Regions from separate parts of the Mus musculus genome. Here all the other regions are linked to region 2. Evidence: chromatin loops called from intact Hi-C (ENCODE). Cell type or tissue: heart. All regions are shown on one strand.

The links. Peaks named below come from ENCODE experiments on the same cell type or tissue, not always from the same donor. Only the 100,000 strongest peaks of a DNase experiment are listed, where the experiment ranks them.
Region 1: it touches region 2 in a loop (4-fold over the local background); 3 of 42 quality-filtered maps call a loop at or near these places.
Region 3: it touches region 2 in a loop (10-fold over the local background); 2 of 42 quality-filtered maps call a loop at or near these places.

The regions. Positions count from the first base shown.
Region 1 is chr17:17,194,041-17,202,040 of GRCm38, forward strand. The region is part of intron 1 of Gm38396 (predicted gene, 38396); the gene reads left to right. Among named protein-coding and RNA genes, the nearest start is that of Gm38396, 19 kb to the left of the region's middle. In heart, no CTCF peak of the experiment used is centred here; no DNase peak of the experiment used is centred here.
Region 2 is chr17:17,060,651-17,068,650 of GRCm38, forward strand. Zfp960 (zinc finger protein 960) reads left to right here and starts at 3,453. Exons shown (of 4, transcript NM_001005358.2): 1 at 3,453-3,556. The coding sequence starts at 3,527. In heart, no CTCF peak of the experiment used is centred here; a DNase peak (open chromatin) is centred at 3,341; H3K4me3 peaks cover 1,155 bases; H3K27ac peaks cover 476 bases.
Region 3 is chr17:17,232,007-17,240,006 of GRCm38, forward strand. It overlaps Gm5165 (predicted gene 5165), which reads left to right and starts at 2,897. Exons shown (of 4, transcript NM_001362181.1): 1 at 2,897-3,019. The coding sequence starts at 2,990. In heart, no CTCF peak of the experiment used is centred here; a DNase peak (open chromatin) is centred at 2,715; H3K4me3 peaks cover 1,451 bases; H3K27ac peaks cover 343 bases.

The DNA of each region.
Region 1 (8,000 bases), 130 kb after region 2:
TCAGGCTGTCTCTCTTGGATACAAAAATGGCAAAACTTGAGGAAAGCCTTGGAAGATTTGAGGGGGTAAATTTGCAGTGGGAGTGAGTGTAGAAGTGGGAATAGTGTGGGAGATAGGGTGGTATTCCTGTGGCTCAGAAAGCCTGGGGTCTCATGTGGGTTATATGGTATATGTTACAGGTATGTGTTCATATGTGGTAATAGACCAGGCTCAGCTTCAGAGATGATCTGAGAGAAAGGGTGTCTGTCACTTGTGAAAAGAAAAAGCATGGATCCAAAGTGGATGACATTTATTTTTCTGGATAAGGATTTTCCTTCTCTAATGTTTCTGTGCTGCTCTGTGGATCGCTGGAGATTTCCTTGTCTATATTCTGCCCGATTGCTATTCTGAGAGACCTCTATGTCTATATCCTGCTTTCTTGATTCATTTTCTCTCTCTCTCTCTCTCTCTCTCTCCCCGTCTCCCTCTCTCCCTCTCTTCCTCTCTCCCCCTCTCCCCCTCTGCCTCTCTCCCTACCCCCCCCCCCTTTCTCTGTGTGTGTATGCATGTGTACTCATTCTTCTAGCAATTTTCTCTTCGGTTTAAACATTTCTCTGGTAAGCTCATCTCCAACAGAATACAAGTACAGTTTTGTTTTGTTTGTTTGTTTTATTTTACCTATCAATCTACTCATTTACTCCAGGTTTTAGGTTTTTTTTTAATCTTAGGAATCAGCATTCCATGACCCCAAGCCTTTGATTCTTAGGAGACTCAGGTGTACATTTTTTCTTAGCATTGCAAAATAACTCAAAGCTCTGTCTGCCTTTGTTAAACACAGATGATAGGCTAGTTGGGTGTGACCCTGCCCTGAATTTATCATTTCCAGCAAGCCAGAGGGTAACCTTGCTGTGTCCTAGTTTGATCCTGAACTCAGGAACCTGTCTTGTCTTCCTAAGCTTAAGCAATCAAACAAACAAGCAAACAAATAGATGTAACTTTCTAACAAGTTGGCTCATAGTGTATTGCTTTTGTTCATTCAGAATTGTGAAGACTCTCACATAGTTCATATTGAATCATTACTTTTTCATAGTTGAGAAAATATATATTCAATCTCATGTATAGAGGGTTCTTTCCCTTAAATGCTGTCCTGAAGGTCCTAATATTTACCATTTTGCAGACATAGACACACCCTTAACTCCTGGACTCCAGCTGTTTCTAATTATCATGGAGTCATTAACCTTAACACTGAGGACATTCCTTGCAGGATTGTGAAATATGTACCTTATTGCCCACAGCACCCCTCAACACTCTAGGAAGCTGATACCAGGCCTATCTGCCAGTTGCAGAAACTATGTCACTCAGTCTCATTAGCTCCAAGCAAGGCTTGATCTTCCATTGCAGAAGTTAATCTCAGACATTTGCCACCTCCTTTGGTTGCATACATTCTCATGGCCATTTGGCTATCTGTCCTCTCCCTCCCTAAACCTTATCCTGAACCCTCCTAATTTCCTCCTTTGTCTCCTCTCCCACCCAGTTCCTTTGATCCACCTGCCAAGCATAACTATTTGATTCTACATTCTAAGTGAGATTGAAGTGTCCTCACTTGTGCATTATATGTTCTTTACCTCTTTTGTGCCTGTGGAGTATAAACTGTGTATCCTGCATTTTATGGCTAATATCCACTTATAAATGAGTACAAACCATGCATGTCCTTTTGCAATTGGGTTACCACAGTCAAGATAATACTTTCAACATCCATCCACTTGCCTGTAAAATTATTGATGTCTTTACTTATAATAGATGATTAGTATTCTGTTGCCTAGGTGTAACACATTTACTTCATCCACACTTTATTTGAAGAACACCTAGGTTGTTCCAGTTTCTGGTTATTACGAAGAAAGCTGTTATGAACATAGTTCTGAAAGACCCACAACATGAGGACCTCCCCCCCCCCCCCATGTTCTGACTCAGGAGAGGCGGCACCCCAAATCACTTATGAGAAATGGTCTTGATGCAATCTTCAAGAGGACTTTTATTCCAAGAGCTCTCTGAGACCCACAGTTGTACACCATGGAGGCGTAGAAGACCATGGGCCCCAAGTAGCTGGAAGAGGGGTTATTTAAAGGAAGAAACCACAACTCAAGTGGGTGGGAAGGGCGTTGTTGGAAAATACCAAAAATACCAGTTAAGAGTCACAAGGAAGTCACAAGGAATACCTGCTAATTATGCAGTTATTTCTCAAGACAGTTTCTATGAGCCTCTAACAATAGCACATTTGCATAGCGGGTTCCATGAATGGTCTGGGCGGACCTTTTTGAACAAGTACTCCTTGAACCCAGGAAGCAGGTGGGTGGAGGAATGTCAGTATCTGTTTAATGATTAGCATACCTTGGAGCATTGAGTCACAAAGGTCACATTCTCAAGCCTGGGCCTAAAGGCCTAGTTTTCTTTTTTTTATATATTACACTTTTTCAGTCTTTGTGGAATGTTGAAGCCTCTTTTGGGTGTATGATCAGGGGTTGGGCATATAGCTGGCTCCTGAGGTAGAACTATTCCCAGTTTTCTGAATCTGGATTTCCAAATTGCTCGTATGAGTTTTCCCTCCCACCTAAGATGGAGGACTGTTCCCCTTCTTCCACATTCTTCCCAGCTTATGGTATACCTTGAATTTTTGATATTAGTCATTTTGATGGGTGTAAAAGTTGTTTTGATTTCCATTTTCCTGATGTCTAAGGACTTTGAACAATTTTTTAGTTTCATTTCAGCCATTCAAGACTTCTCTGTTGTTGATTCTCTGTTTAGCTCTTTTGTGAATCGGGTTTGTTGGGTTCTTGGTGTTTAACTTCTCATGTCTTTTATGAATTTTGTATAGTAACCCTGTGTAGGATGTAGAGTTGGTGAATATCTTTCCCAATCTGTCTGCTGCCTTTTTGTTTTATTGACAGTGCCCTTTGCTTTTCAGATGCTTTGCAATTTCCTGAGGTTCCATTTATTGTTGAGACTAGAGCATGAGCCTTTGGTGTTATACTCAGAATATTGTCTCCTGTTCAAATAGTTCAAGTCTTTTTCCTGTAAGACTCTGGGGAGCCTTAGCTTACCAGGGACCCCCTGAGTGAACCATGTGGAGCCAGGATCGATGCAAAAAGCAATAGGATTTTATTGTTACAGTGCATTGGGGTCTTCAGAGACCCAAAGAAGAGGCAGCGACCCCCAGCACAGATTTGGCGGGTTTTGTATATGGTTTCCAGGGGCAGAATAGAAGAACATCAGTGACTAGGCACAATATGATTGACTGAACAGTGCACCCTTAAACTGATTAGTCTTTAGGAAATGAGGTGAAAAGGACTTCCCTTGTCTGAGGTGGCCAATGGTACATCCTGTGGAATGTGTCCCCACCCACAGGTCTGTTCCCTCCCTGTGGTCTGAAAAATGGTACCTAGCCTCTCCCTTCCTGAGGCGCATGTGCTTCATGACCTTCCCAAAGTTCCTGAGCTGACCTTTTCATTCCTACTTTCTATTCTATGAGATTCATTGCATCCAGTTTTATGTTGAGGTCCTTGATCCACTCAGACTTGAATTCTGTGCAGAGTGATAAATATGAATCTATTTTCATTTTTACACATGCAGATATCCAGTTAGACCAGTACCATTTCTTGAAGATGTCCTCTTTTTTCCATTGTTTGCTTTTCTTTCCTTATCAAAAAATCAAATTGGTTTGTTTGTAGGTCTTTGGGTCGATTCCATTGGTCCACATATCTGTTTTTGTACCAATATCATGCAGTTTTCATCGCTATTGCTTGAGCAATAGTGCAGCTTAAGTTGAGGGATGGTGATTCCTATTGAAGTTCTTTTGCTGTTTAAGATTGCTTTGACTTTCCTTGTTTTGTCTTGTTTTGTTGATTTGTTTTGTTTTCCCCCTATTGAGAATTTCTCTTTCAATATTTGTAAAAAAAAAAAAAAAGTTGTGTTAGAATGTTAATGGGGTTACACTGAACCTGTAGATTGCACTTGGTAACTTGCATATTTTCAATATATTAATCCTACCTATCCAATGCTTGGCAGTGAATATCTCCATCTCTCATTCAGTTGCTGGTAGAGCCTCTCAGAGAACACCCATGCTAAGCTCCTGTCTGCAGGCATAGCATAGCATCAGTAATACTGTTAGGGTTTGATGACCACCCAAGAGATGGATCCCAAGTTGGGCCAGAAAATATTCAGCCATTAGTTCGTGCTATGCTCCATTTTTATCCCCACATTCTTTTTAGAAAGGAACAATTTTGAACGGAAAATTTTGAATGTGAGGGCCTCCACTGGGGTGGAGGTGGTCTCCTCAGGTTCCTTACTCCCCCTATTGCACTTTTGAGTAAGGTTACCCCATTGTATCCTCAGAGCCTCCCCTTAGAGTTTCTACTCTAAGGGAATTCTTGTCAGTCTTTGGTATATCAAATATCAGTGCCTTGTAGTAACAAAGCTAGCTCCTAAATAATTGAAACTGGACCATTATACTCATTTATTAATCAAGCTTTAAGGGAACGATAAGCAAGCAGTTTTCTTCTATTTTCATCTTCTGAGTTATTCTGACCAATTCCCAGTCAAAACTGTGATATTGCATTTTTTCACTGATCTGTGTCTCTCGGCTAGGGGTGTTTTCTCCTTCTGAATTTTTTTCAATAAACCTATTAAGTCCATAACTAAGTAGGTGATAGACTAATGCAAGACCTCCTCTAAACAAAACATGGAGAAGGATAATGGGAGTGGGGATTCAGTCTGGAGACAGTTCTGGAATCATCAGGAGAAAACACGCCTAGCCTAGAGACACAGATCAGTGCAAAGTGAGTTCTAGGACAGCCAGGGCTATACAGAGAAACCCTGTCTCAAAAAAAAAAAAAAAAAAAAAAAAAGGGAAGAAAAGGAAAAAAAATTGATATTATAGTTAAATCCTTTAGGCTTATCCTTTCTCACTGTTGTTATGTTTCAAGGCTTAGTTGCCTATTTAACAAATCATAGCAGGCCAGTTTGTCAGTTTCTCCCCAAATCCCCCAGTCTCTACCTTTTATAGTATATGGCTCACATAACCTACCCTGGATCCCAGGGATTGGTCTGCAACTCTCCCTGCTCCCCTTTCTTATGTAATCCACCCAAATTTGTTAGAATATCTTTTTTTTTCTTTTTTTTAGATTTATTTATTTATTATATATAAGTACACTGTAGCGGTCTTCAGACATTCCAGAAGAGGGTGTCAGATCTTGTTACAGATGGTTGTGAGCCACCATATGGTTGCTGGGATTTGAACTCCGGACCTTCAGAAGAGCAGTCGGGTGCTCTTACCCACTGAGCCATCTCACCAGCCCCTAGAATATCTTTTTCATCTGTCATTTACCCACTTCATCTCTTAGTCTTGTTTTCCTCTCCTCTCCTTCCTCTCTTCACATAGCTTAGGTTCCACTTGATTCTGGTCACTCTCTAAGATGTGTCTTTCTCTTAACTCTGCTCTCCCATGTATCAGCAATAAACTTTCTATTCCACCATGTCTAGGAATAGCCATGTTCCTTTCCTTTTTATTTCCCTTTCCTTTCACCTCCCAGTAACCATTCCTTGTTTTCACATTTATGGCCACGTCTACCTTCAATTGTTGCAACATTTTTAATTTCATTTCTTTTGAATATTAAATTTGATTTGATTTTAATTTTTTGAATTTAATTGAATTACCAGCAACATGGTTGTGTTTCATGGAAATTAAATTCCAAAGCACATAGGGAGTTTTTAGGGTTGTTTGTTTGTTTCAGACAGGGTTTCTTGGTATAGTGCTGGCTGTCCTAGAACTCACTTTGTATACCAGGCTGGCCTAGAACTCAGAAATCTGCCTGCCTCTGCCTCTGCCTCTGCTGCCTCTGCTTCTGCCTCTGCTGCCTCTGCCGCCTCTGCCTGTCTGCCTCTCTCTCTGCCTCGCTGCCTCTGCCTCTCGGCCTCTGCCTCTTCCGCCTCTGCTGCCTCTCTGCCTCTGCAGCCTCTCTCTCTGCCTCTCTGCCTCTGCCTCTGCTGCCTCTCTGCCTCTGGTGCCTCTCTGCCTCTCTGCCTCTGCCTCTGCCTCGTGCTGGGATTATAGGTGTGCGCTACTACTGCCCAGCTGAGTTTTGAGTTTTAGAGGTTTTTCAGGTGTGCATGGTTCTTGGCACTAAGCAGACATTAAATTGTTCTTCATTGTTTTTTGTGGGGACTGCAGTTGTTATCCTGAAATAAATCATAATGAACTGAGTGTCTGCAGAGACATATAAACCATTTTGATCACATGAATTCTCAAAGAGATCTGTAGAGCATTAGACCTTTCTGTTTGGAGGAGAGATTAGTAGCATCTTTTTTTTTTTTTCAGTTTTTAAAATTTATTTGGAACATTAAACATGATAGAAGTAGGAAGTAGAAAAAAATCTCTACCTTGTTCATGCGAAGATCATGTGCCCCGGTACAGCGCAATGCCAGAGCCAGGAAGGGGGAGTGGGTGGATTGTGGAGCACGGTGTAGGGAGGGTATAGTAGGGGGCTTTGGAGATAGCGTCTGAAATGTAAATGAAGAAAATAGCTAATAAAAAAAAGTGCCTTAAACAACAAAAAAAAGAAATAAAGAAAGAAAGATAGAAAAAAAGAAAGAAAGAAAGAAGTCTCTTATGAATCCTCTATGAAAAGAAATTGTGAAAAGTTCCTGATTACACAGAAACCACTCCATCTCTAAGGGGGAGTACTCAGTGTAACTGTGGCCTCCTAGAATAAACTGGGTTGTGTTCCTTCTGTTTCTAGTTTGTGGAATAGTTTGAAGAGTATTGGTATTCTTCTTTGTAGATCTAATAGAATTCTACATTAAAACCATCTTGTTCTGGGCTTTATTATTATTATTTTCTGGTTGGGAGACTCATATATTATTGATATTAATATTAACATATATATTTACCAGATATACCAAACAGCACACCACTCCAAGGGGTTCCACATGAGAGAGGATTATTGTGTACAAAGCGGGCAGCAAGGCAAGTAGAGGGGTAGAAAAGAAAGAGAGTGAGGAGAGGGTGATCTCCTAATTTATATGGAAAATGACATCACACAAGTAAGGGTGGGAGGTGAGCCGAGTGGGTTCTGAGATTGAGGTTGTTGGCTTGGCAACACAGGACATGGGTCACATCTTTAGCACCTAGGTTTGGAATGTCCGGGTGCTAACAGAGACTTTTAATGACTGGTTGTATTTCTTTAGGGGGATATACGACTGTTTAGAAGGTTTATCTAATTCTGATTTAACTTTGGTATTGGTAACTGTCTAGAAAACCGTCCATTTCATCTACATTTCCTCAACTTTTGTTGAGTATAGTGTTTTGTAATAGGATCTGATATTTTTCTTCAGTATCTGTTGTCTCATGTGGGTTTTATGGTATATGTTACAGGTATGTGTTCATAGGTGCCAAAAGACCAGGCTGGGCTTACAGAGATGTTCTGAGAGAAGGGGTATCTGGGTGTGGTCATTTTTACTATGTTAATCCTATCTATCCAGTGCTTGCCTGTGAGTATCTGCAACTGTCTCATTCAGCTATTGGTAGAGCCTCTCAGAGAACACCCATGCTAAGCTCATGTCTGCAGTTACAACATAGCATCAGTAATAAAGTTAGGGTTTGGTGACCACCCAGGGGATGGATTCCAAGTTGGGTCAGTCAATGTTGAGCCATTTGTTCATGCTCAGCTCCATGATTGTCCCCACATTCCTTTTAGTAAGGAACAACTTTGAGGTGAAAATGTTGGATGTGAGAGCCTCCACTGGGGCCCTGTCCATGTACTGGAGGTGGTCTCTTCAGATTCTATATTCACTCTGTTACACATTTGACTAAGGTTACCCACATTTGGGCCTCAGAGCCTCCCCTTAGAGTTTCTACTCTAAGGGAATTCTTGTCAGGCATTGGTATGCCAAATGTCAGTGCCTGTAGTAACAAAGCTAGCTCCTAAATAATTGAAACTGGACCATTATATTTATTTATTTATCAAGTT
Region 2 (8,000 bases):
AACATACTGGAGCACATGTCCTTGTGGTATTGTGGAGAATCTTTTGGGTACATGTCCAGGAGCAGTATAGTAAGGTATTCAGGTAGAACTAATTCCAATTATCTGATTAACTTGCAGGTTGTTTTCCAGAGTTTTTGTACCAGTTTGTAAACTCACCTGCTTTGGAGGAGTACACCCACCCCTTGTTCCACATCCTCACCAGCATGGACTGTCCCTTGTGGTTTTTCTTATCTACTTTCTGATGGAAGTAAGATGAACTCTCAGTGTTGTTTTGATTTGAATTTCTGTCATTATTGAAAATGGTGACCATTTCTATAAGTGCTTCTTAGCCATTTAGATTTCTTGGTTGAGAGTTCTCTATCACTGGATCACAGTTTTTATTTTTTTATATTGTAACTCTTCTTCTTGTTGTTTTTTTTTTTTAAGATTTATTTATTTATTTCATGCATGTGGGTACAATGTAGCTGTCTTTAAACACACCAGAAGAGGGCATCGGATCCCCATTAAAGATGGTTGTAAGAGCCACCATGTGGTTGCTTAGAATTGAACTCAATAACTATGAATACACTCTATACACTAAAACTGGCTTTGTTGGTTTTTTTTTGGGGGGGGGGGGTTAAGTGCACCGACTGCTCTTCCAAAGGTCCTGAGTTCAAATCCCAGCAACTACATGGTGGCTCACAACCATCTGTAATGAGACACTCTCTTCTGGTGCATCTGAAGACAGCTACAGTGTACTTAGATATAATAATAAATAAATATTAAAAAATAATAGTGTCAGGCCCTGGGACCTCCCTTGAGCTGGATCCCTCTTTGGGCCTGTTGTTGGACCTTTTTTCTTCAGGCTCTGCCTCAGACCCTCTTTATCCTTTTGTCTGCGTGGAACAGGTCTCTGGGGCAGGTGGGCAAAGCCTTGGATGGAAACAGACAGATGCACATAGGAGAGGTTGTGTAGAATCTGAATGTAATTTGTCAAATCGAGCATCAAACTTTTTATGCTGAAGAAAATAGGGAAGTTGGGTGACACACCAGCAAGGTACAAAGAGGTTACTGGATTCTTACACAAAACAGGAATACAAACACAGAAGGTCTAACAGGAACCACCTGGGATAGAATTCATTGTTAACAACTGGGATCAAAAAGAGCTGCACCTAAGATTCACTTAATCTTAGAAGCCAGGGTCAAGGGCTTCGTGCCCTTGCCATAGTTCCTATTTTAGTCTATTGTATAGTCCACCTTTCCCGTAGACCATTGTAAATACGTGTGTATGGGTGTAACTCAGCTATCTCTAGTTCTAAGTGTCTATTCTGGTTTCTCTTTAGGTCTCAAACTTCCTTCTTCCTAGATGATGGTAAATTCTTGTGTAGAGCAGTGACTTGGCTTTTATTCAAAGTGATAGTGTAATGCCAGAGGCAATTCTGAATGTCACTGAAAGCAACATTCTTACTGAATTCCAAGCCCATGGTCAGCTGTAGGACTTTCTAGGACTGTTGGAACACTGGTGAAGGCTTGGCTATGTGAGAATTCAATCCTAAAAGGCACTTATAATAGGATAATACTAAAAGAGAGCACATGGATCCATACACCAGACTAACTCGGGAATGGAATATTAATGTATGGTTTAGAGAGAACACCAGATTCCAGGAGGTGAGTTTCCGTGAAACTCTTTGCCTCGTGACTTTTAGGCCTCTCGGCCTGTCAAGCTGACTCAACCAGAGTGCGTGGCAAGGCTCCTCTCCATTTCCATCCCTATAATTCTAACAGAAAGAAACTATTATGGGCCAGTTTAAACATATGATAATTTTACAAAAGTTATACGTACAAAGTGAAAGATATTTTATGCAACCTAATGAAGGACTGCATAAATATGCTTCTTGACCAAATAGTGGAATTGGATTTGTATGCCTTCACATATTCAGACCATTTGAAAGCTATGAGATTCCTAAGTTTTGGGAAACATATCAATTTTATATTTCTCCATATGTTCATTTGAGGAAGGTAGATTTGAGGAAGGTGGATTTGGGAAGCCCTGGAATGATTTAAATGGGGTTCAATGGATGGTTGGACCTCTCTGTTCCTTTTCATCTAGTCCTATATCTTAAGTCTTATGCTTCTTTTTTAAACTATTTAAGTCTTATATTTCCCTTCTTTGTCTTCTTTGTCATCGTCTTTGTGTTCTACTTCTCCTTCTCCTTCTTCTTCTTTATTTTTATTTTATTTTATTTTATTTTTCGAGACAGGGTTTCTATGTGTAACACTGGCTGTCCTAGAATTCACTCTGGATGTAGATGAGGGTGGCCTCGAACTCAGAAATCTGCCTGCCTTTTCCCTCTTGTGTACTGGGATTAAAGGCGTGCGCCACCATGCCCGGCTGGCATACAAATACTTATGTCTTCAGTCAGGGATACTGTAGTGCTAGCTCTCCCACATTCTTTAAATGCTTAAGGTTTACCACCCGTATGGATTTTGTGGCGACTTTTATGATTACATGTATTCGTTACATGTTTCTAGGTTCCTTACAGCTGTTACGTTTTATTCCTATACATATTATGATATATACTGAAAACCAGCTGAGACATTCAGCCACATGGACTGAACAACCACTGGATTGCTCAACTTCCCATTGGTATAGAGTTATAGTTGCAAGAGTTGGCTATCAGCTTGGGAGCCATACTAATAAATCTACTTTCCACATACATAGAGAGACCCTAGAGCATTTTCCTAGTACACCTGTGTTTTTGGGTTGAGATTTTATTTTATTTTTTGGCACTTTCCTACTGAGGAATAGACAATAGAATAGTAGATTATAGAATAACAATAGAGCTCCAGCTGGAAAGTTTGTGCAATTTACCAGAACCCAGTAAGAAGCCACAATACAAAACGTTGTTTCTTAAAGTCACTCTTTAACTAGCAGTTAAACTGGGCATCCTTCCACTTGTAAGACAGATTATCCACTCCACTGCAACTTTAGTAATATGCTTCATTCCACTAGCAATAAGAGGAAGCACCTTCTGAGGGCAGTGGACTCACAGGTCAGAATTTGAGTCCTGGCTCTGGAGAACAAAGTCACAGCTCACAATGGGGAGGAGCAGGCAGCCAATCAGAGGTGAGCTGGAGAGAAGGGACGGCAATAGCTGGGGTGTACGCTATCGGAAACCTGGGACAATTGCTACCAAAATACAAATCTCTGCTGATCTAGAATAGGTGTGCGTCTAGATTGGAAACCTGTGCACTGAACCACTATTCCGAGTTGCGTTTGCACCCTCTCACCCTGAGAGAGTTGCTCCTGTCACTCAGGATTTACTAGCCAATCACGGCATGAAGGAGGATCTGACAGTCTTAGAGGAGGGTGGTTTTTCCGGAAGGGATTTTCCTGGTTCCCTGTGGGATCTGCCAGTCATAAGAGGAGGGTGGTTCTTCCGGAATTCTTTTCGCTGGTTCCCTGTAATTAAGCAGGCTTAAGTGATTTGTCCTGTGTGCTGCTGGGTACTGTGAAGGAAACTCAGGCAAGTTCTGAAAGTGCGACATGATGAGGATATTGTCACTTCCCACAGAGGTGAGGAGCGGGATCGGGTGTGCTGGGTCCTACGGAAGGCTGGGTCGGAACCAGCAGCTACATGCAGGCACCTGCGAGTTGCCTCGTGGTTTTAGCCGCTTCTGGACCCAACGGTGGCTCTTGCATAACTTAACTATCTGGGCTGAATATTCACAAAACCTTTCGAGCAGGGTCCTGTGTATAGAAACACCCTTAGCAGGATGCCAAAGTCAGACAGGCTAAGTTTCTTTCGTGTATTCTACAAGTTGTTCTCTTGGCCTTTAGCATTGAGCTCTGTACAAGGAGGTAAGAATGGATCAATTCGCATTCTTCTACATGCTAACCGCCAATTGAGCCAGCAACATTTGTTGAAGATGCTGTCCTCTTTCCCCTGGATGGTTTGAGCTCCTTTGTCAAAGATTAAGTGGACATAGATGTGTGAGTTTATTTCTGGATCTTAAATTCAGCTTCATTGATCTGACTGTCACTGTACCAGTAACATGAAGGGGGTTGTTTGTTTGTTTTTGTTTTTGTTTTTTATCACAATTGCTCTGTACTACAGCTTGAGTTTCGGGATGATGATTCCACCAAAGGTTCTTTTGTTGTTGAGATAGTTTTTGATATCCTAGGATTTTTGTTATTCTAGATTTATTTACAAATTGCCCTTTCTAATTCTGTGAAGAATTGAGTTCCAATTTTGGTGGGGATTGCTGTGTATCTGTAGATTGCTTTCAGCAAGATAGTCACTTTTACTATACTAATCCTGCCAATACATGAGCATGGGAGACGTTTCCATCTCCTGAGATCTTCTTTGATTTCTTTCTTCAGAGACTTGAAGTTATTATACAGATCTTTCACTTCCTTAGTTAGAGTCACACCAATGTATTTTATATTAATTGTGACTATTGTGAAGGGTGTTGTTTCCCTATTTCTTTCTCATCCTGTTTATCATTTCTGTAGAGAAAGGCCTCTGATTTATTTGAGTTCATTTTATATCCAGCTACTGCACTGAAGTTGTTTATCAGGTTTAGGAGTTCTCTGGTAGAATTTTTAGGATCACTTATAGATACTATCATATCCTCTGCAAATAATGATATTTTGACTTTTTCATTTCCAATTTGTATCCCCTTGATCTTCTTTGTTGTGGAATTGCTCTTGCTAGGACTTCAATAGTTATGGAGAAAGTGTGCCGCCTTGTCTAGTCCCTGATTTTAGTAGGATTGCTTTAAGTTTCTCTCCATTTAATTTGATGTTGGCTACTGGTTTGCTGTATTTGCCTACAAGGTAATGGCCTGCTCTTGTTGAAAGACACTGTACCTATTCATACTTTCAATAATATCTATCTTTTAAAGAAGTCAATTCTTGATAACACTTTTTTTTTTTTTTTTTTTTTTTTTTTTTTTTTTTTTTTGGTTTTTTGAGACAGGGTTTCTCTGTGTAGCTCTGGCTGTCCTGGAACTCACTTTGTAGACCAGGCTGGCCTTGAACTCAGAAATCCGCCTGCCTCTGCCTCCCAAGTGCTGGGATTAAAGGTGTATGCCACCACGCCCGGCTCTTGATAACACTTTTTAAGTTTCATTTTCTTAGAATTTCTCTGAACATCTAGATTTTTTTTTCTCTTTAGTGTTTCTGGAGAATTTAAGTATTTTATCCGTTTTCTCAACTGCTATGATTATTTGTTTCTATTTAGAGGAATTTCTTCTATAGCCCAGACTTGCCTTTTGCTATGTAATTTCTTTGAATACCTAATCCTGCTTCTGCTGTCCAATGCCTGAAGAGAAGCATATAAATTCTTCCAGGATGAGCCCTGACTGGTCAATGAGGGAAAAAGACAGAGAGATATGAATGAAGGAATGAATGAATGTTCTCCTACCTCCACAACATTCTAGGGGAAATTATAGATCAAGAGGGACATTGGTAACAATTGATTTCACTGACCAACTTTGAAAATGGTGTATTCACAGCAACCAAAGGGAGTGGGAAGAATGATGGAGGGAGCTTTCTTTTAAAATACCTTCTATTATCAGTGCATACTAATGTTATCAATGTTAGATGATCAATAAAAGGCCAAACTTGAAAATTTACGTGGTTCACAGAAAAAGACAATCAAGAATCTAGAGAAGGAAATGGATTAATTTTTAGAAACTAAATATCTGTACGTACATGAATTCAACCAACATGTAAGTGCTTGACAAATTTCTGTGTCTGTGCCTAGTAGGAATTTTACTATTCCAATTTTACAGTGTGCATTGGGAGAGAAATGTATGAGTAATACCTGGTTTGTCTAATACTTGGATAACTTTTCAATCATAAAGCCAATTTCAGCTTTTAAAAATAAATTTTGATATTATAATTAAATCCTTTAGGTTTATCCTTTCTCACTGTTGTTAAGTCTTATGGCCCAGCACAAATGGCTTAGGTGCCTATTTAACAAATCAAAGCAGGCCAGAATGTCAGTTTCTCCCCAAATCCCCCAGTTACCCTTTACAGTGTATGCCTAACAAAGCACACCCTGGATCTTAGGGATTGGGGTATACATCTCCCTGCTCCCCTTCCTTATGTAATCCACCCAAATTTGTTAGAATATCTTTTTCATCTATCATTTACCCACCTCATCACTTTGTCTGGTTTTCCTCTCCTCTCCTTCCTCTCTTCACATGGCTTTGGTTCCACTTGATTCTGGTCACTCTCTAAGATGTGCCTGTCTCTAACTCCACTCTCCCATGTATCAGCAATAAACTTTCTGTTCCACCATGTCTAGGAACAGCCATGTTCCTTTCCTTTTTATTTCCTTTTTCTGTCACCTCCTATTAACCACTGCTTGCTTTCACATTTATGGCCACATCTACCTTCAATTGTTGCAACATTTTTAATTTAATTTCTTTCGAATATTTAATTTGATTTGATTTTAATTTTTTGAATTTAATTGAATTACCAGCCACATGGTTGTGTTTATGGAAATTAAATTCCAGGCCATATAAGGAGTTTTGAGTTTCAGGGGTTTTTCAGGTGTGCATGGTGCTTGGCACAAAGCAGACATTAAATTGTTCTTTACCATTGTTTTGCATGTGGGCTTCAGTTGTTGTCCTGAAATTACAAAGAAGTATGAGTGGCTGCAGAGACATACAAACCCTTTTGCTCATCTGAATTCACAAAGAGAGCTGTAACATATTGAGCTGCTCTATTTGGAGGAGAGATCAGTAGTATCTTTTTTTTTTTTTCCAGTTTTTAAAATCTGGTTGAAACACCACTAAACATGGTACGAGGGGAAAAAAATCTCTTATTAAGTCCTCTGAATGAAAATTGTGCAAAGTTCCTGAAGAGACAGAAACCGCTCCATCTCCAAGGGAGAATACTCAGCGTAACTGTGGCTTCATAGAATGAATTGGTTGTGTTCCTTCTGTTTCTACTTTGTGAACTAGATTGAAGAGTATTGGTAGTGCGTCTTTTTTGAAGGTCTGATAGAATTCTGCACTAAAACCTGTCCTGGGCGTTTTGTTTGTTTGTTTGTTTGTTTGTTTAGGAGACTTTAAATGACTGCATGTATTTCTTTAGGGGCTTAAGAGACTGTTTCATGATTTATCTGATCCTGATTTAACTTTGGTTTTTATTATCTGTCTAAAAACTTGTCCATTACATCCGGATTTTCCAGTTTTGTGTAAGATATGGTTTTAGTAGTAGAATCTGATAATTTTTTGAATTTCTTCAGTTTCTGTTGTTATATCTCCCTTTTCATTTCTGATTTTGTTAATTTGGACACTGTCTCTGTGCCCTCTAGTTTGGTGTGGCTAAGGATTTACATATCTTGTTCATTTTCTCAAAGAACCAGCTTCTTTGAACCAGTTTTGTTGATTATTTGCATAGTTACTTTTCTTTCTGTTTGGCTTATTCCAGCCCCACGTTTGATTATTTCCTGCTGTCTACTTCTCTTGGGTTTATTTTCTTCTTTTTGTTCTAGAGCTTTCAGGTGTACTGTTAAGATGCTAGTGTATGCTCTCTCCAGTTTGTTTTTGGAGGCACTCGGAGCTGAGTTTTCCTCTTAGCATTGCTTTCATTGTGTCACCTAAGTTTTGGTATGGTGTGCCTTCATTTTCATTAAATTCTACCAAGTTTTTAATTTCTTTTTTTTTTTTTTTTGCTTAACCAAATTATCATTGATCAGGGCATTGTTCTGCTTTCATGTTTATGTCAGCTTTCTGTTGTTTTTTGTTACTATTGAAGACCACCCTTAGTCCTTGGTGATCTGACAGGATGCATGGAATTATTTCAGTCTTCTTGTATCTGTTGAGGCCTGTTTTGTGACTGATTCTATGGTCAATTTTGGTGATGATACCATGAGGTACTGAGAAGAAGGTATTTTCTTTTGTTTTAGGATGAAATCTTCTATAGCTATCTATTAAATCCACTTGGTCCATAACTTCTCTTTGTTTCAGTGTGTCTGTTTATTTTGTGTTTTCATGATTAG
Region 3 (8,000 bases), 170 kb after region 2:
GTATTCCTTGTGACACTTGTGACTTTGCACTTCCTTGTGACTCTTAACTGGTATCTTTGGTATTTTCCAACAATGCCCTTCCCACTTCCTTGGGTTGTGGTTTCTTCCTTTAAATACCCCCTTATCCAGCTACTCAGGGCGCCACGGTCTTCTATCCCTACATGGTGTATGACCGTGGGCCCGAGAGCGCTCTTGAATAAAAATCCTCTTGCAGTTTGCAGCAAGACCATTACTTGTGGGTGATTTTGGGGTTTCGCCTCTCCTGAGTCAGAACATGGGGGAGTCCTCACGTTGTGGGTCTTTCAACTGAACCTGTCTTCTCCTTGAGATGATTCATCCACAAAAATTTTAGGACAAATAGAACTGCTTGGAGAATGAACACACACCACACACACACACATACACAGAGAAAGAGAGAGAGAGAGAGAGAGAGAGAGAGAGAGAGAGAGAGAGAGAGAGAGAGGGGTGGGCAAGCAGGAAAGCAGGACTTTGACAGAGAGATATCTAAGAATGGCAAGCAAGCAGAATATAGACAGAGAAATCTCCAGAGAGGAAACACAACAAAAAGCAGACTGGAAAAGCTGTATCAAGCAGAACACAGGTCAACAGCTTGGAATCACCATTTTTCTTATCCAGACACCACTTCTTTCACTCTCAGAACCTTTCTAAGCCAAACCTGGTCTTTGTCACCTATAAACACATACACACATACTGGTAATATATTCCATGTTTCCTACATGAGATTCTAGGCTCTTTGAGCCACATGAATAACACCCTATCACCCACACTATCCCCAATTATACACTCATTGCCACCGCAAATTTACCTCTTCAAACCCTGCAAGGCTTTCCTTAAGTTTTGCCAATCTTTCTATCCAAAAGAGGCAGCCTGAAAAGTATGAAAACACATATATTTATCCAATCCCAGAGCAGTCAATTTCAGTGGTTTTGCAGTGTCCTTGCTTATACTCGTGATACATTTTTCCCAATTAATTCATTTTACATAAAGCAATGTTACTATTACTAAGATTTCTTTAAAATTGACCAGGAAATATAGACTTCGTGGATTATTTGGTATTCCTGAAGTACTTAAAAAATTTCTATCAATGTAGATTATACTTATCTCAAAATTCCAAGAAAGGATACAAATTTTTGTTTTTATTTATTACTAGCTATGCTAATAAAAGTTTAAATTCTTTAAAGTGGAAAATTTAATTTCATGACAGGCTACCCTAAAGTAGATACTCCTTCCACATCTGATGCATTACACACCCCTCTTCTTTACTCAGAATGCACATTGACTGTTGACTGGCCTTCCAATTATTGGTGATGCTATTGCAGAAGTCATCACATTCCTCCTGAGCAATGGCAGGCCTGTATCCATTCAAAATAGTCATAGTCTTAATGAACTATTCGGATCAACTTATTCATTTTTATTTATGTATTTTGTGTAGAGGTGGTGGTGGAGGGGGTGTTCCTCTCTGTTCCTTTTCATCTATTCCTACATCTTAAGTCTTATGCTTCTATTCTTCTTTTTTCAACTATTTAAGTCTTATATTTCCCTTCTTTCTCTTCATCTTTGTGTTCTCCTTCTCCTTCTTTATTTTATTTTATTTTATTTTGTGTGGTTTTTTTGAGACAGGGTTTCTCTTTGTAACATTGGCTGTCCTAGAATTCACTCTGGATGTAGACCAGGCTGGCCTCGACCTCAGAAATCTGCCTGCCTCTGCCTCCAGAGTGCTGGGATTAAAGGCGTGTGCCACCAGGCCCGGCTGGCATACATCTTCTTATGTCTTCAGTCAGGAATACTATAGTGCTGGCTCTCCCACATTCTTTAAATGCTTAAGGTTTACCTCCAGTATGGATTTTGTGGCGACTTTTATGATTACATATATTCGTTAAATACTTTCTAGGTTCCTTACAGTTGTTACGTTTTATTCCTATACATATTATGATATATACTGAAAACCAGCTGAAACAATCAGCCACATGGACTGAACAACCACTGGATTGCTCAACTTCCCATTGGTATAGAGTTATAGTTGGAAGAGTTGGCTATCAGCTTGGGAGCCATACTAATAAATCCACTTTCCACATAAATAGAGAGACCCTAGAGCATTTTCCTAGTACAGCTGTGTTTTTGGTTTATTTTAAGATTTTATTTATTTTTTTTGGCACTTTCCTACTAAGGAAAAGAAAATAGAATAGTAGATTATAGAATAACAATAGAGCTCCAGCTGGAAAGTTTGTGCAATTTACCTGAACCCAGTAAGAAGCCACAATACAAAACGTTGTTTCTTAAAGTCACTAATTAGCAGTTAAACTGGGCATCCTTCCATTTGTGAGACAGATTTTTCACTCCACTGCAACTTTAGTAATATGCTTCATTCTACTAGCAAAAAGAGGAAGTGCCTTCTGAGGGCAGTGGAATCACAGGTCAGAATTTCAGTCCTGGCTCTTGAGAACAAGGTCACAGCTCACAAGGGGAGGAGCAGGCAACCAATCAAAGGTGAGCTGGAGAGATGGGGCGGCAAAGGCTGGCGTATAGGCTATCGGAAACCTGGGACAACTGCTACCAAAATACATATCTCTGCTGATGTGGAATAGGTGTGCGTTTAGATTGGAAGCCTGTGCACTGAACCACTATTCCGAGTTGCGTTTGCACCCTATCACCCTGAGAGAGTTGCTCCTGTCACTCAGGATTTACTGGCCAATCACGGCATTGAGGAGGATCTGCCAGTCATAAGAGGAGGGTGGTTTTTCCGGATGCATTTTGCTGGTTCCCTGTGAGATCTGCCAGTCAAAAGCGGAGGGTGGTTCTTCCGGAACGCATTTTCCTGATTCCCTGGGGGATCTGCCAGTCATAAGAGGAGGGCGGTTTTTCCGGAATCCATTTCGCTGGTTCCCTGTAATTAAGCAGGATTAAGTGATTTGTCCCCTGTGCTGCTGGGTACTGTGAAGGAAGCTCAGGCAAGTTCTGAAAGTGCGACATGATGAGGATATTGTCACTTCCCACAGAGGTGAGGAGCGGGATCGGGTGTGCTGGGTCCTACGGAAGGCTGGGTCGGAACCAGCAGCTACATGCAGGCACCTGTGAGTTGCCTCGTGGTTTTAGCCGCTTCTAGACCCAACGGTGGCACCTGCATAACTTCACTATCTGGGCTGAATATTCACAAAACCTTTCGAGCAGGGTCCTGTGTATAGAAACACCCTTAGCAGGATGCCAAAGGCAGACAGGCTAAGTTTCTTTCGTGTATTCTACAAGTTGTTCTCTTGGCATTTAGCGTTGAGTTTTGTACAAGGCAGTAAGAATGGATCAATTCGCATTCTTCAACATGCTAACCGTCAATTGAGCCAGCACCATTTGTTGAAGATGCTGTCCTCTTTCCACTGGATGGTTTGAGCTCCTTTGTCAAAGATCAAGTGAGCATAGATGTGTGAGTTTATTTCTGGGTCTTAAATTCTGTTCCATTGATCTGTCTGTCACTGGACCAGTAACATGCAGGGAGTTTTTTGTTTGTTTGTTTTTGTTTTATCACAATTGCTCTGTACTGCAGCTTGAGTTCGGGGATGGTGATTCCATCAAAGGTTCTTTTATTGATGAGGTAGTTTTTGATGTCCTAGGACTTTTGTCATTCCAGATTTATTTGCAAATTGCCCTTTCTAATTCTGTGAAGAATTGAGTTCCAATTTTGATGGGGATTGCAGTGAATCTGTAGATTGCTTTCAGCAAGATAGTCACTTTTACTGTACTAATCCTGCCAATCCATGAGCATGGGAGACCTTTCCATCTCCTGAGATCTTCTTTGATTTCTTTCTTCAGAGACTTGAAGTTCTTATACAGATCTTTCACTTCCTTAGTTAGAGTCACACCAAGGTATTTTATATTTGTGACTGTTGTGAAGGGTGTTGTTTCCCTATTTCTTTCTCATTCTGTTTATCGTTTGTGTAGAGAAAGGCCTCTGATTTATTTGAGTTCATTTTATATCCAGCTACTGCACTGAAGTTGTTTATCAGGTTTAGGAGTTCTTTGGTAGAATTTTTAGGGTCACTTATAGATACTATCATATCCTCTGCAAACAATATTTTGACTTTTTCTTTTCCAATTTGTATCCCCTTGATCTTTTGTTGTGGAATTGCTCTGGCTAGGACTTCAATAGTTATGGAGAAAGTGTGCAGCCTTGTCTAGTCCCTGATTTTAGTGGTATTGCTTTAAGTTTCTCTCCATTTAACTTGATGTTGGCTACTGGTTTGCTGTATTTGCCTACGAGGTAATGGCCTGCTCTTGTTGAAAGACACAGTGCCTATTCATACATTCAATAATATCTATCTTTTTAAGAAGTCAATTCTTGATTACACTTTTTAAGTTTCATTTTCTTAGAATTTCTCTGAACATCTAGATTTTTTTTTTCTCTTTAGTGTTTCTGGAGAATTTAAGTATTTTATCTGTTTTCTCAGCTGCTATGATCATTTGTTTCTCTTTAGAGAAATTTCTTCTATAGCCCAGGCTTGCCTTTTGCTATGTAATTTCTTTGAACACCTAATCCTGCTTCTGCTGTCCAATGCCTGAAGAAAAGCATATAAATTCTTCCAGGATAAGCCCTGACTGGTCAATGAGGGAAAAAGACAGAGAGATATGAATGAATGAATGAAGGAAGGAAGGAATGAATGAATGTTCTCCTACCTCCACCACTTTCTAGGGGAAATTATAGATCAAGAGGGACATTGGTAACAATTGATTTCACTGACCAACTTTGAAACCAAAGGGAGTGGGAAGAATGATGGAGGGAGCTTTCTTTGAAAATACCTTCTATTATCAGTGAATACTAATGTTATCAATGTTAGATGATCAATAAAAGTCCAAACTTGAAAATTTAGGTGGTTCACAGAACGAGACAATGAAGAATCTAGAGAAGGAAATGAATTAATTTTTAGACACTAAATATCTGTAGGTACGTGAATTCAACCAATACTTAAGTGCTTGACAAATTTCTGTGTCTATGACTAGTAGGAATTTTACTATCCCAATTTTACAGTGTGCATTGGGAAGGAAATGTATGAGTAATACTGGTTTGTCTAATACTTGGATAACTTTTCAATCATAAAGCCAATTTAAACTTTTAAAAATAAAATTTGATATTATAATTAAATCCTTTAGGTTTATCCTTTCTCACTGTTGTTAAGTCTTATGGCCCAGCACAAATGGCTTAGGTGCCTATTTAACAAATCAAAGCGGGCCAGAATGTCAGTTTCTCCCCAAAGCCCCCAGTTACCCTTTACAGTGTATGCCTAACAAAGCACACCCTGGATCTTAGGGATTGGGGTATACATCTCCCTGCTCCCCTTCCTTATGTAATCCACCCAAATTTGTTAGAATATCTTTTTCATCTATCATTTACCCACCTCATCACTTTGTCTGGTTTTCCTCTCCTTTCCTTCCTCTCTTCACATGGCTTTGGTTCCACTTGATCCTGGTCACTCTCTAAGATGTTCCTTTCTCTAACTCCACTCTCCCATGTATCAGCAATAAACTTTCTGTTCCACCATGTCTAGGAACAGCCATGTTCCTTTCCTTTTTATTTCCTTTTCCTTTCACCTCCCGTTAACCACTCCTTGTTTTCACATTTATGGCCACATCTACCTTCAATTGTTGCAACATTTTTAATTTAATTTCTTTTGAATATTTAATTTGATTTGATTTTAATTTTTTGAATTTAATTGAATTACCAGTCACATGGTTGTGTTTCATGGAAATTAAATTCCAGGCCATAAAAGGAGTTTTGAGTTTCAGGGGTTTTTCAGGTGTGCATGGTGCTTGGCACAAAGCAGACATTAAATTGTTCTTTACCATTGTTTTGCATGTGGGCTTCAGTTGTTGTCCTGAAATTACAAAGAAGTATGAGTGGCTGCAGAGACATACAAACCCTTTTGCTCATCTGAATTCACAAAAAGAGCTGTAACATATTGAGCTGCTCTATTTGGAGGAGAGATCAGTAGTATCTTTTTTTTTTTTTTCCAGTTTTTAAAATCTGGTTGAAACACCACTAAACATGGTACAAGTGGAAAAAAATCTCTTATGAAGTCCTTTGAATGAAAATTGTGAAAAGTTCCTGAAGAGACAGAAACCGCTCCATCTCCAAGGGAGAATACTCAGCGTAACTGTGGCTTCATAGAATGAATTGGTTGTGTTCCTTCTGTTTCTACTTTGTGAACTAGATTGAAGAGTATTGGTAGTGCGTCTTTTTTGAAGGTCTGATAGAATTCTGCACTAAAACCTGTCCTGGGCGTTTTGTTTGTTTGTTTGTTTGTTTGTTTAGGAGACTTTAAATGACTGCATGTATTTCTTTAGGGGCTTAAGGGACGGTTTCATGATTTATCTGATCCTGATTTAACTTTGGTATTTTACTATCTGTCTAAAAACTTGTCTATTACATCCGGATTTTCCAGTTTTGTGTAATATATATGGCTTTGGTAGTAGGATCTGATGATTTTTTGAATTTCTTCAGTTTCTGTTGTTATATCTCCCTTTTCATTTCTGATTTTGTTAATTTGGACACTGTCTTTGTGCCCTCTAGTTTGTGTGGCTAAGGGTTTACCTATCTTGTTCATTTTCTCAAAGAACCAGCTTCTTTGAACCAGTTTTGTTGATTATTTGCATAGTTCCTTTTCTTTCTGTTTGGTTTATTCCAGCCCAGAGTTTGATTATTTCCTGCTGTCTACTTCTCTTGGGTTTATTTTCTTCTTTTTGTTCTAGAGCTTTCAGGTGTACTATTAAGATGCTAGTGTATGCTCTCTCCAGTTTGTTTTTGGAGGCACTCAGAGCTGAGATTTCCTCTTAGCATTGCTTTCATTGTATCACGTAAGTTTTGGTATGGTGTGCCTTCATTTTCATTAAATTCTACAAAGTTTTAAATTTCTTTTTTTCTTCCTTGACCAAATTATCATTGAATAGGGCATTGTTCAGCTTTCATGTTTATGTCAGCTTTCTGTTGTTTTTTGTTACTATTGAAGACCACCCTTAGTCCTTGGTGATCTGACAGGATGCATGGAATTATTTCAGTCTTGTATCTGTTGAGGCCTGTTATGTGACTGATTCTATGGTCAATTTTGGTGATGATACCATAAGGTACTGAGAAGAAGGTATTTTCTTTTGTTTTAGGTTGGAATCTTCTATAGCTATCTATTAAATCCATTTGGTCCATAACTTCTCTTAGTTTCAATGTGTCTCTGTTTATTTTGTGTTTTCATGATCAGTTCTCTGATAATAGTGCAGTTTTGACTTCTCCCACTATTATTGTTGACGTGCAACGTGTGCATAGAGGCTTAGTTGTGTGTGTAGAGGCTTAGTAGTGTTTCTTTTATGAATGTGGTTGCCCTTGCATTTGGAGCGTAGATGTTCAGACTAGAGAGTTCCTCTTGGTAGATTTTCCCTTTCAGCAGTATGAAGTGTCCTTCCTTATCCTTTGTAGACAACTTTAGATTGAAAGTTGCTTTTATTCAATATTAGAATGGCTACTCCAGCTTGTTTCTTGGGACCATTTCTTGGAAAATTGTTTTCCAGCACTTTTTTTTCTGAGGTAAGTATCTTTCTTTGACACTAAGGTGAGTTTCCTGTTTGCACCAAAATGTTGGGTCCTGTTTTTGCATCCAGTCTGTTATCCTATATCTTTTTCTTAGGGAATTGAGTCCATTGATATTAAGAGATAATAAGGAATAGTGATTGCTGCTCCCTGTTATTTTTGATATTATTTTTATGTTTCTGTGGCTATTTTCTAATCGGTTTGTCGAAAGATTACTTTGTTGCTTTTTCTAGGGTGTATTTACCCTCGTTGATATATATTTTCCATCTGTTATCCTTCGTAAGGCTGGCTTTGTGGCAAGATATGGTGTAAATTTGTTTTTGTCACGGAATATCTTGGTTTCTACATCTACGGTAATTGATGGTGAAGGGCAAAGCAGGGAGATGGGGTATGGGATACAGGGCTTTTAGGAAGGGGAAAA